Linked DNA regions of Homo sapiens: region 1 is linked to region 2. A link is a contact called in ENCODE Hi-C or POLR2A ChIA-PET data. All regions are on one chromosome and are shown on one strand. The core of a region is the stretch at or near the end of the contact, and the rest is flanking DNA. Distances in the headings are between cores, read along the strand shown.

Region 1 (6,073 bases), core at 1,436-3,935, 72 kb before region 2:
CTAAGAGAGATCAACTGGTGGAAAAGAATACATCCTGTGGTAATAGCTATCCTCAGTGTTTATCCAGACCTTCCATCATCTCCATAAGAAACCCCATACCTGTAGCAGACAGTCTCAGTTTCTTCATTGCCCTGCCCCTTAGCAACCAATAATCTGTCTCTGGATTTGCCTACCTGGACATTTCATATAACTGGAATCTTGGAATATGTGGCCTTTTATGTCTGATCTTTCACTTAGTGTAAGTTTTCGAGGTACACCCATGTTTAATGTATCATTTTTATTGCCAAATATTTCATTGTGTTGATAATACCACATTTTATTCATTCATTAGTTGGTGGACATTTGGGTTGTTTGCTCTTTTTGACTATAGTGAATGATGCTGCTATGGACATTTGGTTTCAAGTTTTGCATGCTTTCAGTTCTTTGGGATGTATATCCCAGGAGTAGAGTTGCTGAGTCATATGGTAACTTAACCATTCAGGAAACTCCCATACTGTTTCCACTGTGGCTGTAGCATTTGACATTCCTACCAGTAGTCTATGAGGGATCTAATTTCTCCACATGTTTGCAGCAGTCATTTTCCTTCAGTGGAATATTTTATAAATACAAAATCTCAGATTTTAGTTTTCTTTTCTTTTCTTTTTTTTTTTTTTGAGATAGGGTCTTGCTCTGTTGTCCAGGCTGGAGTGCAGCAGCATGCTTGGCTCGCTGCAACCTCTGCCTCCCAGGCTCAAATGATCCTCCTGCCTCAGACTCCTGAGTATCTGGGATTACAGGCGTGCACCACCATGCCCAGCTAATTTTTAAATATGTTTTGTAGAGACAGGGTTTCGTCATGTTGCCCAGACTGGCCTCAAACTCTGGAGCTCAATGAATCTGCCTGCATCAGCCTCCCAAAGTGCTGGGATTACAGGCATGAGCCACCGGCCTGGCTGACTTTGTTGTTGTTGTTGTTTTAGTTTTTTCACATTCCAGAGGCAAAACCTGATATTTGTTTAAGTTTCCTTTTTAAAGATGGTCTCAAACACCTGGATTCCTTAAAGAATCTTCTTATTTTTTTTCTTTTTTTCTAGACAGAGTCTTGCTCTGTCGCCAGGCTGGAGTGCAGTGGCGCGATCTTGGTTCACTGCAACCTCTGCCTCCCGAGTTCAAGTGATTCTCCTTTCTCAGCCTCCAGAGTGGCTGGGATTACAGGTGCCCACTGCCACGCCCTGCTAATTTTTGTATTTTTAGTAGAGACGGGGTTTCACCATGTTGGCAAGGATGGTCTCGATCTCCTGACCTCCGGATCCGCCCACCTCTGCCTCTCAAAGTGCTGGGATTACAGGCGTGAGCCACCGCACGCAGCCTAAGTATTCTTAAAGATGTCCCCCTATCTCTCAGTTAAATTAGGTGGGTCTCATTTGGGATAATAAATTGATGCAGTAGTTGCATCTCGTGAAGCTGTTTATGTTTTTTTTTTTTTATGAAGCTATTTAAAGTAACAAAATTATGTTGAATATTTTTGACTCTTTTCAGTGAGCCTTTGAATACATCTTTATCAATGACCAGTGCAGTACAGAACTCCACATATACAACTTCCGTCATTACCTCCTGCAGTCTGACAAGCTCATCACTGAATTCTGCTAGTCCAGTAGCAATGTCTTCCTCTTATGACCAGAGTTCTGTGCATAACAGGATCCCATACCAAAGCCCTGTGAGTTCATCAGAGTCAGCTCCAGGAACCATCATGGTAAGTGGTATTTTAGTTTTTTTCTCAGAAGATGTCCGTCTTATTTGGAAATTAATGTTTGGTTAAATTATGCTTCTTGGATATGATTTTATTTTACAAATTGACTAACCTTTTGAGTAGAATCCTTATAGTTCATTGAGTTTGTTTATAGTGGGCATCTCTAGCACCCATGCTCTTGAGTGTGTGGATAGATCTGCAGGTTCATACACTTTGTGGAGAAAACCAAGCATGCGTGTAGTATGAGCACTTTGGCTGTAGTACTGGGTACTTCTACATTGTCTGAAATATCTCTGAATATTTCATGTACTGCTTTCTCTCTGATTGCCCCATTTGCTTTGAATGTATTTGCTTCTTCATCACTGTTAGGTATTTTTGTGTTAAAATTATGTATTTTCTACCTAGTTTTTGTTAATAATACTGGACTATAGATAAAGGAACCAGATCTATTTTTGATATAGTTTTAAAGTTTTACCCTTCTAGATTCTTGCTAACTGCATATCTGATGGTCATTGCCAGTTGTATTGCTTTCTGTTAAGTTGAGATGTACCAATATCTCCTGAGAATCTTAGAAAGAAACTTAAAAAAGAACAAGTATACACATTTCATGTCACACTAGTAATACTTGAACATCATTCTGTCCCAGGAAATTAAAATAATATGGATGACACTACAGGCATACCTTGGAGATACTGCAGGTTGTTTTATACCACTGCAATAAAGAAAGTTGCGCTAATTTTTTGGTTTCCTAGTGCATATAAAAGTTACAATGTGGATATCTTAATTAAAGATACTTTATTGATAAGAAATGCTAAAAATTAATATGTGAGCATTCAGTGTGAGCAATTCTGTGGATTGTTTGTTTTTTGGGGGAGTACAGGTTCTTGCTTTGTCACCCAGGTTAGAGTCCAGTGGCGCGATCACAGCACACTGCAGCCTTGACCTCCCGGGCTCAGTGAGTCCTCCCACCCTAGCCTCCCAAAGAGCTGGGACTACAGACATGCATTGCCATGTCTGGCTGACTTTTGTATTTTGTTTAGAGACGGGGTATCACCATGTTGCCCAGTCTGATCTTGAACTGCTGGGTTCACGCAATCCACCTATCTTGGCCTTCTTCCAAAGTGCTGGGATTATAGGGTGAGCCACTACACTGGGCTCTTTGTTCCTTTTATCACTTGACATTATTTTGTAAATATGACATGATAGCTTAGGATTTCAGCTCAACAACTCTGTATGTCCAAGGTTTCTGAGTAAATTTTTAAGCCAACAATTTTTATTAACAGTGCTGGAACTTGATAATCCTATGAGTAAATCCAAGCCCTTGCCCCACAAGAACCCCTCCTAGGGTGTATACACCCTCACACACACATTTGCAGCATCTTACTTGGTGTAGGCAGCTGAGAAAAGTATAGATATGCTTCCAGTTTAGGAAGAAGCCTTTCTAGAGCCAAAGAAACGACACTGTGGTGGTTCCCATATTAAATCTGCCTGCATGCATCCGATGTCTTAACTGCATTTGAATTAAGGAATCTTGTCGTCGTGGCCTTCTTCCTCCTCCTCCTTTTTTTCTTCTTTTTCTTTTCTTCTTCTTTCCCCTCTCCCTCTCCCTCTCTTCCCTCTCCCTCCTCTCCCTCCCCCTCCTCTTTCCCCTCCTCCTCACCCTCCTCCCTCCTACCTTATTTTTTCTTCTTCTTCCTTCCTTCCCTCTTTCTTCTTCTTCCTTCTCCTCTTCTTCTCCTCCCCATCCTCCTCCTCCTCCCCTCCTCCTCCTCCTCCCCTCCTCCTCCTCCTCCCCCTCCCCCTCCTCCCCCTCCCCCTCCTCCCCCCCTTCCTCCTCCCCTTCCTCCTCCCCTTCCTCCTCCCCTTCCTCCTCCCCTTCCTCCTCCCCCTCCCCCTCCCCCCCTTCTCCCTCCCTCTCCTTCTCTTCTTCATTTTGATACAGGGTCTGGCTCTGTCACCCACTGAAGTGCAGTGGTGTGATCACAACTGCCTGCAACCTCAGCCTCCCGAGTAGTGGGGACTGCAGACACATGCCACCATACCTGGCTAATTTTTTTGTAGAGATGGGGTTTCATCATGTTACCCAGGCTAGTCTCAAGGAATCTTGTCTTATAAAGCACACAAATGGCTGAGAGCATTAAAAACACATAGGAATCTGGGCGCAGTGGCTCACTCCTGTAATCCCAGCACTTTTGGAGGCTGAGGCAGGCAGATCACCTGAGATCAGGAGTTCGAGACCAGCCTGGGCAACATGGTGAAACCCTGTCTCTACTAAAATACAAAAATTAGCCTGATGTGGTAGTGCGTGCCTGTAGTCCCAGCTACTACTTGGGAGGCTGAAGTGGGAGAATCGCTTGAACCTGGGAGGCGGAGGAGGTTGCAGTGAGTGGAGATCACACCGTTGCACTCCAGCCTGGGTGACAGAGCAAGACTCCATCTCAAAAAAAAAAAAAAAAAAAAAAGACATAGGAAATCAAATAATGTTATTAAGCTATGTTTTCTGAGATTATGCCACTCTACCTCTAATGAGACATAAAATCACAAACAGGAATAGAATCTTGGAACATATAAACTGAGTAAAATGGGGAGCTTTCCATGTTTTGTCTTTTCATCATTCCCTTCAACTAAACATTTAGAAAAATATTTGTGTCCCTTGTCCGTCTTGGATGGATCATCCTCCCTTCCTTTTTCTCTTCCCCTTCCACAGCCTGGAATATCCACAGATTAAAATTACCTTCTCAGAGATGCTTTGACAGAAATAAGTTAGAGTCTATATCCTGACAGATGGGCACTGAAACAAGAAAAACCATGTGAACTATGGAAATTTCAATGACAAGCTTTTTTTTTTTTTTTTTTGAGATGGAGTCTTGCTCTGTTGCCCAGGCTGGAGTGCAATGGCGTGATCTTGGCTCACTCCAACCTCCACCTCCCGGGTTCAAGCGATTCTCCTGCCTCAGCCTCCCTAGTAGCTGTGATTACAGGCACCCATCACCATGCTGGCTAATTTTTGTATTTTTAGTAGAGACAGGGTTTCACCATGTTGCCCAGGCTGGTCTCGAACTCCTGACCTCAGGTGATCTGCCTGCCTTGGCCTCCCAAAGTGCTGGGATTACAGGCGTGAGCCACCACGCCCGGCCAATGACAAGCTGTTTTTGTTTCAACATAAGTTTTTGAGAAGCTTATCGTGTAACATTTCTTACATAATCTAAACAATCATGTTGGGCTGGGCATGGTGGCTTATGTCTGGAACCCCAGCACTTTGAGAGGTGGAGGCAGGTGGATTGCTTGAGGTCAGGAGTTTGAGACCAGCCTAAGCAACATGACAAAAAACTCTGTCTCTACAAAAAATACAAAAAGTGGCTGGGCGTGGTGGTGCGAGCCTGTGGTCCTGGCAATTTGGGAGACTGAGGCAGGTGGATCACTTGAGCCCAGGAGTTCACAACCAGACTGGACAACATGATGAGACCCTGCCTCTACAAATAATAATAATAATTAGGTGTGATGGTACAGACCTGTAGTCCCAGCTACTCGGGAAGCTGAGGTGGGAGGATGGCTTGAACCAGGAAGCGGAGGTTGCAATGAGCCGAGATCACACCACTGCACACCTGCCTGGGTGACAGAGCCAGACACTGTCTCAAAACAAAAACAAAAAAACAAAAGAAACCCCCCAAAACAACTATACACAATGTAGTTGTGTGTAATGTAGTGTGTGTAAATATATGTATCTATTTTTTGAGAGGGAGGTTTGCTGTTGTTGCCCAGGCTGGAGTGCCACGGTCCCGGCTCACTGCAACCTCTGCCTCCTGGGTTCACGTGATTCTCCTGCCTCAGCCTCCTGACTAGCTGGGATTACAGCCGCCCACCACCACACCTGGCTAATTTTTTTTTTTTTTTTTGTATTTTTTAAATAGAGACGGGGTTTCATCATGTTTGCCAGGCTGGTCTTGAACTCCTGACCTCAGGTGATCAACCCACCACAGCTGCCCAACGTGCCAGGATTACAGGCATGAGCCATTGTGCCCAGCTTAATTTTTTTTTTTTTTTTTTTTTTTGAGACAGAGTCTGGCTCTATCGCCCAGTGCAGTGGTGCGATCTTGGCTCACTGCTACCTCTTCCTCCCAGGTTCAAATGATTCTCTTTCCTCAGCCTCCCGACTAGCTAGAACTACAGGTGTGTGTCACCCCACCTAGCTAATTTTTGTAGTTTTAGTATAGGTGGGGTTTCACTATGTTGGCTAGGCTGGTCTCGATCTCCTGACCTCAAATGATACGTCCTCCTTGGCCTCCCATAGTGCTGGGACTACGGGTGTGAGCCACTGCATCCCCTGTCAACTTGATACTATGT
Region 2 (5,419 bases), core at 2,788-5,287:
AGGTATACACCACCACGCCTGGATAACTTTTTTTTTTTTTTGGTAGAGATAGTTCCCCATGTTCCCCAGGCTGGTCTCGAACTCCTGGACTCAAGAGATCCCCCTGCCTCAGTCTCCCATGGTGCCTCATGCTTGTAATCCCAGCTTGAGCCACCATGCCCAGCTAAAAAAATAGTCTTTAATTAAAAAAAAATTATTCATGAGGTAAAGTTTTAAATTTGACCTATATATCAGCTGTCTCAAGAAATACAGGAAATAGGCCGGGTGCAGTGGCTCACACCTGTAATGCCAGCACTTTGGGAGGCTGAGGCAGGCGGATCACGAGGTCAGGAAATGGAGACCATCCTGGCTAACATGGTGAAAACACGTCTCTACTAAAAAAATACAAAAAATTAGCCATGCATGGTGGCACACACCTGTAGTCCCAGCTACTCAGGAGGCTGAGGCTGGAGAATTGCTCGAACCCAGGAGGTGGAGGTTGCGGTGAGCCAAGATCACGCCACTGTACTCCAGCCTGGGCGACAGAGCGAGACTCCGTCTCAAAAAAAATAAATACGGAAATGAATCTGAGACGTCACTCAATAGAAGCAATTGTTACAGAAGTTAATTACAATCTTGAGAGGCTCTTTTTCGGGCAACTCCTTACATCTTTTTTGACTAATACGCAAACTCATAAGAACAAGTACTTCCTCTAGTCCATCGCAAATAGAATTAAAAATAAATAAATAAAAAGAACAAGTACCTCCAAAATACATTTCTGTACCATTACCACATATGTTCTCCCTAAAATGCCTGAACCACTCACAAGCATATCCTATTTAAATTAATTTTTAAAGTTTCAACTCACCCTGACAATGGACTAAGTGTACCCTCAATGAAATCACCGAACTCATCAGACACCTATTTTTAGTTATACAAACACTATTTATGTAAATATTTTCACTTATTCAATTTCTCAACATATTGTTAACTGAAAACCAAACATGTTACCATGTACCAATATGGGAGGTAGGAAATAAACATATTTAGAACACTATGCCTGAATGGCTATGTTTTAATTAAAAGACAGGCATGCAAATAAATGATTACAAATTAAGTGCCTCAAATGAAATCTCTACTAGTTGCTTAAAGAGCACAGTGAAATAAATGCCTAATTCTGGCTGAGACATTCAGGTAAAATTTACAAAGGGGTACTACTTGAGCCAAGTATTGAGGCCAAGGTGAAAGGGACCTTACAGGCAAAGGGAAAAATAATGCAGAAAGGCTTACACATGTGAGCAAAGACAGAGGCAGTTGGAATAAACACAAAACGTATTTTTGAGACACACAGGAAGTATAGTCAATGAGACTCTGTAATTGATTTAATATTGGGATTGAGGAGAAAGAAAAATTCAAGGACAACTCTCAGTTTTCTATATTGAGGAAATAAGTGAACAATGACAGATCCAAGTAGTGATAAATAATACTCATTAAGTGCTTACTATATGTCAGCCATTGAGCTAACTGTATCACTTCACTCAGTTGTGAAATTAACAGTTAAGAAAATATAGACATAAATGCATATGACCTATTTATTGAGGAGTAGATAATTTTCCAGTCATCTATGACTACCAAAAAGCATTTTCCCATTTATCATTTTGTCTTCTTGAACCACTTTATTTCCTGGGGTTCTCCAATTTCACTGTCTCCTAATGCTCTAACTTTTCTACTCACTCGTTCTCATACTTCTTGGCTCCTCCCAAGATCCTCTTTTTAATTTAATGTACCCTCATCATAACTTTCCTTGGTTTCCTATTCTCCCCAAACATAGTACATTATAAAAATAAAAGCCGGGCATGGTAACTCACGCCTGTAATCTCACCATTTTGGGAGGCCGAGGTGGGCAGATCACCTGAGGTCAGGAGTTCGAGACCAGCCTGGCCAACTTGGTGAAACCCCATCTCTACTAAAAATACAAAAATTAGCTGGGAATGGTGGCATGAGCCTGTAATTCCAGCTACTGAGGAGTCTGAGGCAGGAGAATCGCTTGAACCCAGGAGGCAGAGGTGGCAATGAGCCGAGAGTGTGCCACTGCACTCCAGCCTAGGTGACAAAGCGAGATTCGATCTCAAAAAAATAAAAATAAGGCTGGGCACAGTGGCTCATGCCTGTAATCTCAGCACTTTGGAAGGCCAAGGCGGGTGGATCACGAGGTCAGGACTTCAAGACCAGACTGACCAATATAGTGAAACCTAGTCTCTACTAAAAATACAAAAATTAGCTGGGTGTGGTAGCACATTCCTGTAATCCCAGCTACTCAGGAGACTGAGGCAGGAGAATCGCTTGAACCCAGGAGGCGGATGTTTCGGTGAGCCGAGATCGCGCCATTGCACTCCAGCCTGGGCAACAAGAGCGAAACTCCATCTCAAAAAAATAAAAAAACAAAAACAAAACAAAAAATAATTTAAAAATAAAAAATATCTAGGCAAAGATGTACCCTAAAATGCATAAGCAAAAAGTCATTAAAAAACATTATGTCCCGGCCAGGCACGGTGGCTCACACCTGTAATCCCAGCACTTTGGGAGGCTGAGGTGGGCAGATCACCTGAGGTCAGGAGTTCCAGACGAGCCTGGCCAACATGGTGAAAACCCCGTCTCTACTAAATATACAAAATTAGCCGGGTGTGGTGGTGGGCACCTGTAATTCCAGCTACTAGGGAGGCTGAAACAGGAGAATCACTTGAACCCGGGAGGCCTCAGAGATTGCAGTGAGCTGAGACTGCACCATTACACTCCAGCCTGGGCAACAAGAGCGAAACTCTGTCTCAAAATAAATAAATAAATAAATAAATAAATAAATAAATAAAACATTGTATATGTAACTATGTAAAACCAAGTATAAACTGACTTGGAGCAAAATTTAGGTAACCCCCAATGTGCAGTATTAAATAAGTTTTGTTATCCTACTAATTATTTTCAGATGGAATTTCAGCAATGACAAAAAAAATTACATGTTTTTGTTTGTTTTGAGACAGGGTCTCTTGCCCTGGCGGGAGTACAGTGGCACAATCTGGGCTCACTGCAGCCTCGACCTCCCGGGCTCAAGCAATCCTCCTACCTCAGCCTCCCAAGCAGCTAGGACTAGAGGCCTGCACCACCACACCCAACTAGTTTTTTTCATTTTTAGTAGAGACAGGATTCTGCCATATTGCCCAGGCTGGTCTTGAGCTCCCAAGCTCAAGCAATCCACCCACCCCAGTCTCCCAAAGTGCTGAGATTATAGGCGTGAGCCACCATGCCTGGCCAAAAAACAATTACATATGAATAATGAAATATATCCCAATTATTCCTGCTACCTATTTATTAACATACTATTAAGTAGGTGAAAAAGTTTCCTAGTCCTAAATACAATTGTACTTGGTAATAGCTCAGCTGATGGCAAATGTAGTGGTTACTGTTGTATTTGGATTTGTGCCTGGATTTAGTGTGAAATGAGGATATTCCCACTGCTGAGTTTTTCTGCTACGTCATCAGATCACATCTGCCATAGGATATGTTTCCAACATAACATCAGCAAAAGCAATCAAGACATATTTTTTGGGGGGAGGGTAGAGCAGGTTTTCATTTTTCCAAAAATTGCACCAAGGTAAAGCAAAGCTCTAGCTGAGGCGGGAGTGTTGTGTAGGCATTAGCAGTGCTGCCCTTGTTATGCAATCCTTGGACAGCAGCGCAACCCCAAGAAAAGGGTGGTTAAAACATGCTTTCTTATTAACTTGCTCAAAGTGTCAAAAGTCTGCCAACTACAAATCTTTAAAATGTTCAATAATAGTATGTGGGAAAAAAAAGTGTGTGTACACACACACATCCCCCCTAGTAAGGCTATATAATGTGCTGCAGGTTTTAAGGTCAAACTGACAGAAAGGCTGGGATCCTGGCTAAGCCCCACCCTTAAGTTTGTCCTAAGTGAAAACAGCTGACCCTATTTTTCAGCCCAAATGTTGCCTTTTTGGCCTGCCCCGCCCCTATCCTGTGCCCATAAAAAGACTTCAGCTGGCAGAGCAACACAAGCGGCTGAGTGTCAAGGATACAAGCAGCTGAGCATAGGAAAAATTCGGCTATCTTCAGACAGTGCGGCTTCGGAGAGGGGCCTGCCAGAGACAGCCCAGCTTCAGGGAAAGATCACCTTCCCATCCCCTTTCCAGCCTCCCTTTCCGCTGAGAGCCACCCACTGCTCAATAAAGTCTTCTGCATTCATCACCTTTCAAACAGTTCGTGTGAGCTGATTCTTCCTGGACACCGAACAAGAACAGGGTGCTGAGAGGACAGGGGCCACCATCCTGACTGACCCTCCACTGAGGTGGCTGGCACTTGGCAGGCCCTGTCTTGCTCTGTTACCCAGGCTGGAGTATCGTGGCACGATCTCAGCTCACTGTAGCCTCTACCTCCCAGGTTCAAGCAATTCTCCTGCCTCAGCCTCCCAAGTAGCTGGGAGTACAGGCGCATACCACCATGCCCAGCTAATTTTGGATTCAGGAGGCTGAGGAAGGAGAATGGCGTGTACCCAGGAAGCAGAGCTTGCAGTGAGCAAAAGACTTGAACAGGCATTTCACAAAAGAGGATATCTAAATGCCAGTAAATAAATTCAGTTAATATGGTGTTCAACATCATTAGTCATCAAGGAAATGCAAATTAAAAGCAAAATACCTAAAATGAAAAAGACTAGCAAAGATGCAAAACTACCATAACTCTCATATAGCGCTTATAGGAATGCAGAACAGGTACAACCAGCTTAGAAAACTGGCAATCTTACTACACCTGTACATATATGTAGCCTAAGGTTCAAAAAGTCCACTCCTTAATAAATATTTTCACCAAAATACAAAAACTGAAATGTTCATAAATAGGAATATACATACAGACAAAATCTGAAACTACCCAAATGACCCTCAATAGGAGAATGGATGAAGTGGAAGAGTCATTTATAGATTACTACCTAGCATGAGAACAAATGATCTACAACTACACATAATGTGGGTAAATCACATCAACATATATGACAAAGAAGCCTGACACAAAAGAGATTCAAAAAATAAAAAAAATTATGGCCGGGCACGGTGGTTCACGCTTGTAATCCCAGCACTTTTGGAGGCCGAGGCGGGCAGATCACAAGGTCAGCAGATTGAGACTGAAATGGTGAATTTTATGTTATATATACTTTACCACCAAAAAAACCAGGAATATTTAGGACATTGGAGGGGACAAAAGTTTTAAAATAGGACACAAAAAGTAATATCCATAAAAGAAAACATTGATAATTCTGATTTTATTAAAACCAAGAACTTCTGTTTCATCGAAAAAATCATTAAAACAGGGAACAAGCAAGCCACAGAGTGGAAGAAGTTATTCACAATACATGTATGTGGATTCACATACACAATCC

The links. A loop is a pair of places that touch in the nucleus more often than their neighbours do. ChIA-PET counts read pairs that join two places held with the same protein, here RNA polymerase II (POLR2A). Pooled maps may share reads with other maps.
Region 1: a map of heart left ventricle shows a loop between it and region 2 (4-fold over the local background). The contact joins two enhancer-like sites. A Hi-C loop is called at or near these places in 3 of 168 maps with a recorded cell type or tissue (heart left ventricle and tibial artery) and 1 of 50 pooled maps. POLR2A ChIA-PET finds 5 or more read pairs at or near these places in 4 of 52 experiments (B cell, H1, activated CD8-positive, alpha-beta memory T cell and 1 more).

The regions. Positions count from the first base shown.
Region 1 is chr9:33,937,308-33,943,380 of GRCh38, reverse strand. UBAP2 (ubiquitin associated protein 2) reads left to right here. Exons shown (of 29, transcript NM_001370062.2): 16 at 1,519-1,732. Among named protein-coding and RNA genes, the nearest start is that of SNORD121B, 6.0 kb to the right of the region's middle. Within about 2 kb of position 2,685, at least 2 of the 41 ENCODE cell types and tissues checked have a DNase peak (open chromatin) inside an H3K27ac peak, as active enhancers do.
Region 2 is chr9:33,866,851-33,872,269 of GRCh38, reverse strand. The region is part of intron 1 of UBE2R2 (ubiquitin conjugating enzyme E2 R2); the gene reads right to left. It also overlaps the pseudogene RNU4ATAC11P. Among named protein-coding and RNA genes, the nearest start is that of UBE2R2-AS1, 51 kb to the right of the region's middle. Within about 2 kb of position 4,037, at least 17 of the 41 ENCODE cell types and tissues checked have a DNase peak (open chromatin) inside an H3K27ac peak, as active enhancers do.